2 separate regions of the Homo sapiens genome follow, and region 2 is linked to region 1. A link is a contact called in ENCODE Hi-C or POLR2A ChIA-PET data. All regions are on one chromosome and are shown on one strand. The core of a region is the stretch at or near the end of the contact, and the rest is flanking DNA. Distances in the headings are between cores, read along the strand shown. Region 1 overlaps LINC02086 (long intergenic non-protein coding RNA 2086). Region 2 holds the start of PRAC2 (PRAC2 small nuclear protein).

Evidence for each region. Hi-C counts contacts between places; a loop is a spot of excess contacts on that map. ChIA-PET counts read pairs that join two places held with the same protein, here RNA polymerase II (POLR2A). Pooled maps may share reads with other maps.
Region 2: a loop to region 1 is called in a map of sigmoid colon, with 5 times the contacts of the local background. The contact joins the promoter of PRAC2 here to the enhancer-like site in region 1. A Hi-C loop is called at or near these places in 12 of 168 maps with a recorded cell type or tissue (A673, Caco-2, Calu3 and 9 more), 19 of 37 single-sample maps with no recorded cell type and 18 of 50 pooled maps. POLR2A ChIA-PET finds 5 or more read pairs at or near these places in 13 of 52 experiments (A673, BJ, Caco-2 and 9 more).

What each region holds. Positions count from the first base shown.
Region 1 is chr17:48,669,708-48,673,214 of GRCh38, forward strand. All of the region lies in intron 3 of LINC02086 (long intergenic non-protein coding RNA 2086), which reads left to right. Among named protein-coding and RNA genes, the nearest start is that of LINC03057, 25 kb to the left of the region's middle. Within about 2 kb of position 2,129, at least 2 of the 41 ENCODE cell types and tissues checked have a DNase peak (open chromatin) inside an H3K27ac peak, as active enhancers do; they include A673, where a contact is called at or near this core.
Region 2 is chr17:48,721,216-48,724,434 of GRCh38, forward strand. PRAC2 (PRAC2 small nuclear protein) reads left to right here and starts at 1,970. Exons shown (of 2, transcript NM_001282275.2): 1 at 1,970-2,098; 2 at 3,113-3,219. The coding sequence starts at 3,196. It overlaps PRAC1 (PRAC1 small nuclear protein), which reads right to left and starts at 1,303. Exons shown (of 2, transcript NM_032391.3): 1 at 1,103-1,303; 2 at 504-684. The coding sequence starts at 1,177. The coding sequence ends at 586. MIR3185 (microRNA 3185) reads right to left here; the gene lies at 3,193-3,219. RefSeq lists enhancers at 1,249-1,763, 1,764-2,279.

The DNA of each region.
Region 1 (3,507 bases), core at 879-3,378:
GGTTTCTGGATGGAAGATTTGAGTCACTTAAATATATATCATGCATCATGTGTGCGTGAAGAGAGACAGAGAGAGGCGGGTGGGGCAGGAGAATATGTACTGCCTCGTTATGCATGCTCATATAGTCCTGATTTGTTATGCTGTCATGTGATACATAACAATGTTTGGGTCAACAATGAACCACATATATGGTAGTCATCCTATAAGATTATAATACCAGGCCAGGCACAGTGGCTCACGCCTGTAATCCCAGCACTTTGGGAGGCCTAGGCAGGCGGATAACCTGAGGTCAGGAGTTCAAGACCAGCCTGGTCAACGTGGAGAAACCCTGTCTCTACTAAAAATACAAAAATTAGCTGGGCTTGGTAGCGTGCGCCTGTCATCCCAGCTACTCGGGAGGCTGAGGCAAGAGAATCACTTGAACCCGGGAGGCGGAAGTTGCAGTGAGCCTAGACCCTGCCATTGCACTCCAGGCTGGGCAACAAGAGCAAAACTCCATCTTAAAGATAAAAAAGATTATAATACCGTATTTTCACTGTACCATTTCTATGTTTAGATACACAAACACCACTGTGTTACAGTTGCCTACAGCATTCAGTATACAGTACTCATCATGCTGGATGAGTCTGTAGCCTAGGAGCGACAGGCTACACCATATAACTTAGGTGTCTAGTGGGTTATACCATCTAGGTTTGTGTAAGTATACTCTGATGTTATCACAATGATAAAGTCGCCTAGCAATGCATTTCTCAGAATGTTTCCCTCTTGTTAAATGGCACATGAGTGTATTTCAGTTTCTTTCTTTCTTCTTTTTCTTTCTTTCTTTCCTTCTTCTTTCTCTCTCTGTTTCTTTCTTTTTCTTTTTCTTTTTTTTCATGGTCATTCTCTTTCACCCAAGCTGGAGTGCACTGGTGCAAACACGGCTTACTGAAGCCTCAACTTCCTGGGCTCAAGCAGTCCTTCCACCTCTGCCCCCCAAGTAGCTGGGACTACAGGCACACACCACCATGCCCAGCTAATTTTTTGTTGTTGTTGTTTTTGTAGGGATGGGGTTTCGCCATGTTGCCCAGGCTGGTCTTGAGCTCTTGAGCTCAAGCAATCTGCCCACCTTGGCCTCCTCCCAAAGTACCGGGATTGCAGACATGAGCCACCTCGCCCGGCTATTTCAATTTCTATAGTGCTAGTAAAAATCCACTAAATTGTTTATCCAACTCATCAATAAGTTCAACCCACAGTTTGAAAACCCTAGTCTAGATTTTTTTCTTTCTATTCCCTTCAGTATGAACATGAGAAAGGCTCATCATCATTCCATATTTGATATTTTGACATAAATCTGCTGGATTTAGTTAAATTACAGTTCTCCCAAATAATCAGGAGAAATTTGACTAGAACTATCTTGGTATTGCCCATGGTTGTTGCTTCTCTTTGACAGTAAACCAAAAAATTAAGCGCATGGTTATGGAGTCTGACCGCTTGAGCTGGCTGCCCCACCTGCCTCAGTTTCTTTATCAATATCTGGGACATCATCATCTTAATAGTAACTGCCTCTGGGTAAGCCATGTAAGACAAATTAACACAAGGCCTGGCACATAGTAAGTGCTCAAAAGATGTTGGCAACTATTTTTATTTATTTATTTATTTATTTATTTATTTATTTATTTAACTATGTATTTAGTGACGGAGTCTTGCTCTGTCGCCCAGGCTGGAGTGCAGTGGCTCACTGCAAGCTCCGCCTCCCTGGTTCACGCCATTCTCCTGACTCAGCCTCCCGAGTAGCTGGGACTACAGGCGCCTGCCACCACTCCCGGCTAATTTTTTGTATTTTTAGTAGAGATGGGGTTTCACCGTGTTAGCCAGGTTGGTCTCGATCTCCTGACCTCGTGATCCGCCCGCCTCGGCCTCCCACAGTGCTGGGATTACAGGCGTGAGCCACCGCGCCCGACCTATTTATTATTTTTTAAACTGTCAATGTTGTTGTCTTACAGCGGAGACCTGAAAGCAGCTTAGCCATGAGCAGCGCTCAAATAAGGAAAGAAATTCTTTGCAATAAATAGGGATCTTTGAAAGGTTTTACGTTGGACCCGCCTTACCGTGGACAGACACTAGAGGGTGCTCCTCGCTCAGAAAGCCGAGTGTTTCCAGGCCCGGGACCTCTGCCAGGAAGCGCTTCGACTGCCGGTTCTGAAACTCTCTCTTTGGGTCTGGTAATTTACTGGGGAGAACTGGCTGCTGCCTTGGTTCTGAAACTAAAGGCTTTTTACGGAAGTAGGAGGAGACTGCAAGAGGCTATATGGAGCAGAAATGTGGCTCCTTCAAACTTTCACCAATTGGCGTTCTGCCGGACTGTGACTTGGAGGATTCCAGCAGTGTCTCATTCACCCATGAGCCCCAGGGTCTAGCACACATAGTGTCTGGCAGACAGTGAGCGCTTTGTAAATATTTATGGAATGGGACCAACCGATGGAGGCGTCTGAGACCTAAATAATTATAATTACAAATTGGCAAGTGCTGGCACGATGACCACAGACCATTAAGGGCGCTCCCAGAAGAGTGGGGGCTGGGGAGGATTGGCCAGAATGGCTTCCTGAAATTCAGGAGCCCTGGCACTCTCTGGGGTACACAGAAAAGATCTTCCACATCCGGCTTTTGGATATTTAAAAACAGCTTCATGCTCCATTTTTTTCATGTCCTTCCTGTGGAATGATTTCTAGGCTTTTCACTAAGTTGATCGCTCCCTGCAGACTTGTAGGAAGGCAAATAATAGGTTAGCACCTACTGGGTTCAAGCATCTCCTATGATCTCCATTATCTGATTTAATTGTGTCTTTATCTCATTTAATCCCCACAACAACTCTCTGAGACTAAGGCTATTATCCACATTCTACAGATTAGAACTTGGTAAGGTTTGATAACTGGCCCAAGATCACACCATTAGGGAGTGACAGGACCAGTATTTGAACCCAGATAGTCTAGCAGCAAAAGATGCTTTTAAAAATTTTCACTTAAAAGAATAACAACAACAGCAACTAACAGTATGGAGGGGGCCAGATAGTTTTCTGTGTTTTACATTTATTAACTCATTTAAGTCATTTAATTGCTATACACCTAGATGTCATCCTTTCTATTAATACATTGTTAGTACTGAAAAGTGAAGAGAATGATACAACAAACACCCATGTACTCATCACCTGGCATGAAAAAAAGGTTAATGTTAAAGTTGATATTATCCAGCCACAACAATCTTGAAAAAGAACAAAGTTGGAGAACTTGGCCCAGTGCGGTGGCTCATGCTTGTAATCCCAGCATTTTGGGAGGCCAAGGCGTGTGGATTGCTTGAGCCCAAGAGTTCAATACCAGCCTGGGCAACATGGTAAAAATACAAAAAATTTCTACAAAAAAAAAAGTTTCTACGAAAAAAATACAAAAATTAGCCTGGTGTGGTGGTGCTCGCCTGTGGTCCCAGCTACTCAGGAGGCTGAGGTGGGAGGATCACCTGAGCCCAGGGAGG
Region 2 (3,219 bases), core at 720-3,219, 51 kb after region 1:
GCACACATGCCTGCTGTGGCATTGATCCCACACTTGGCAAGGCAGAGCTTCTGAGAGGGTGCAGGAAAGGGAATAAGGAAGCCAGGGGCCCAGAGAAAAAGGTGCAATTATTATTATTATTATTATTTGTCACAGAGTCTCACTCTGTCACATAGGCTGGAGTGCAATGGCATAATCTCAGCTCACTGCAACCTCCACCTCCCAGGTTCGAGCAATTCTTGTGCTTCAGCCTCTTGAGTAGCTGGAATTACAGGTGTGAGCCACCATGCCCAGCTAATTGTTGTATTTTTAGTAGAGACAGTTTTCACTATGTTGGCCAGGCTGATCTCAAACTCTTGGCCTCAAGTTATCTGCCCACTTCAGCCTCCCAAAGTGCTGGGATTACAGCCATGAGCCACTATGCCTGGCCCGTTTTTATTTTTTTAAGGCCCAGAGCTTTTGCCTTAAGGATGAGTTAGTTTAAAAAAGAAAAATTGTTATAATCACAGTTAACTTTCACCCAGTTTCCTTTTTTAAAAAAATTTTATTGTATAAATAGAGACAGCGTCTTGCTACATTGCCCAGGCTGGTCTGGAACTCCTGTGCTCAAGGAATCTTCCTGCCTCGGCCTCCCGAAATTCCAGAATTACAGGCTGAGCCATCACTCCTGGTCTCGCCCAGTAGATGTTTCAAAGTAGATGTTTTCTAAAATATTTTACAATATTTACAAATTTTAAATAATAATAACGTTATCAATATTAATTTTGCTTATGCCAGGACTCCATCCCATTGGAGACAAACATTAAGTCTTATGGCAGACCTTACAGCGGGTGCTAGTTCCCACTCCCAAGCCTCTCCCCCGCCTAGGTCCTGCAGGTCCCGCGTGCTGCGAAACATTTTCTTTGTCCCTTTCTGCCCAGGGCGGCTGCCGGTCTCTCCAGGAACCGCGAGTAGGTGCTCCCGCCAGGTGGTATCGGTGAAAGCCTGCTGCTCACCCTTCCCTTGTTTCCCAAAACTTCTGAAGGCTCCCAAATTCCTGGGAGACCCTCTCCCAGGGCCTCCTGATGCAGCTACCATACTGAGCGATCCGTCGATAACGCCCTTGGCCCACCGATCAGTTTACCTTATTAGAGAGAAAAGCACTCTTGGAGGTAGTAAGATGGGCCGGTCCTTGATCTGAGAAATGGGCGCACAACATCGCTGTTCTCTCTGCAAAGGTGGGGACCAGAATCCAGCTTGCCTGACCTTGCAAGCAAGCATCGGCCTAAAGGTTTCAGCCTCCCAGTGGCGCTCTGTTTGCACGCCTTAGGCTAGGAGAGGAAGGACGGGAGCACAGCACTGGGTGCCCCTCTCCCTGTAGAGTCTGGGGCGGGGCTCAGTAAGAAGGCCTGCGGTTGGTGGCTCCCCACCTCATAGCTGCAAGTAGGGGCGAAAGCTGGAGTGTCTCCTCCCAGCAGCCTCCTCGCCTCCCCGCAAACCTCCGAATCTCCCTGGACCTCCTGGTTGCTGTGGCCCTTCCTCCCCTGATTGGCTTCCTCCCTCTTTCCCAAGGCCAGAGAAGTCCTCTCTTCCCCTCACCTTCCTCCCTCTTCCCATAAAACTTTTAGGAAAATGGGGGCGGGGGCGGTGGAGACCACCAGCCTGGAACTTCAAGTTCAATGGCAAAGTCCCTGACCCTCCCCCCAGGCTGGGCGCCAGCATTATTCTAGGGGCGATTAAACTCTTTTGCTGCCCCCTGTGCACCTCCCAGTTCGGGGGCAGTTTAGGGGAGGAGAGAAGGTAATGGTGGAATTCTTTCCCTCACTCTCCCCCGACCACTTCGTCCCCTCCCCCTCATCCCCTCTACACAGAACTAACTGGTAGGGAGAGAGGAAGAAAGGCTGGCATCGGTTCCTCATTGGATGTTTTAAATCTGTCTCAGGCCCAGGCCAGTGCCTGGGGGGAGGGGCGGGGTGTCCTGCTTTTGGGCTAGAGGCCCGGGGCCGCTCCCGAGCTTTCTCCCCTCTTCCCTGGAGAGCGACTGTTCGGGAGGGTGAGAATGGTATAAATTTCAAAAACAACGAAACCTTCTTTTGCCCCCTCCGCAGCAGTCGCCTCCGGGCTTTATTGCAAGTTTACGGTAACGAGTTCATCTATTTAATTCGCGGTTGCAGCTCGGGGATTTCTATTAGACAGGACGGGTTGGGGCCGGGGGGCACAGGGTCTCCCCTGAAGGAAACCCAATTAGAGTGCAGCACTTAGCACCTTCAATATAACTTTAATGAAGGGGGGGAGGGGAGCTGCAGGGAAGAGAAGTTTGCTCTAGGTTGGGGAAGGAAAGCTGGAGCTGCTCCCGAGAACTGGGGGGCCTGGATGAGGCTTTTTCCTGCTTCGAGGGCTTTCCAGCTTCCGGCCCGGGAACTACTATTTGGAGTAGGGATCGCCTGCAGGGAAGGCGGGGCGGATTCTCGGCTGGCGGCGGCCTCGCAGGGTTCCCGGAAGCGCTAGCCAGCCGGAGTAAAACCCGAAAGATGGAGCCTCAGGTTCGCGCTCTGCGTTGCGGGTGCTGGAACCGAGATTCAAAAAGAGCTTCCGGAGGTAGTTTCTACGCATTGCGCCACTACTCCCTTATTCGGCTTCTGGAGGCCTAATAAAATCCACTTGCTTTGGAGTTAGAAATTATTTCGGGCCTGGAGCCCGCGTAGACGCGACCCTGTGATCCCATTTCGTAGCTTGCTGAGAGATTCGCTGCGGGAGTTTGGCTCTGAGGGAGGGGAACGGTCTGGAGGGCAGCTCAGGGTACAATTGCGCCTTGTTAGTGAAAAGGCGCCCTGCTTATTTTCCGGAGTATATGTGTGTGCCTCTGCGTTTATTCGTCTGTGAGCTCATTGTCTGGATTCACCTATTGTGACATTGTGTTCACACGTTTGTCCGAATGGTAAGCAAAACATTTCCTCCTGTAGCTTAACATAGCCCTTATGTAAAAATAAATATCTGCAGGCGAATATAGGTTTGTAGATTTTGTTGTGATTTAAACACAAATAAGTGAGAGATTTCAATGTGGTCGTCCAGGGATAGGTGGGAGACTAAAATTGGGAAGGGATTCCCAATGAAAGCGTTTAATACAAAACGAAATTAAATATTTTTTGCACAGGTTCCATACAAGTAAATCCGAAAAAAAGTGTGTGTGGGGGGGTCCACACCACTAATTATTATGGCGAGGAAGATAAAGAAGACATGGACAGAAGGCGGATGGCTCTG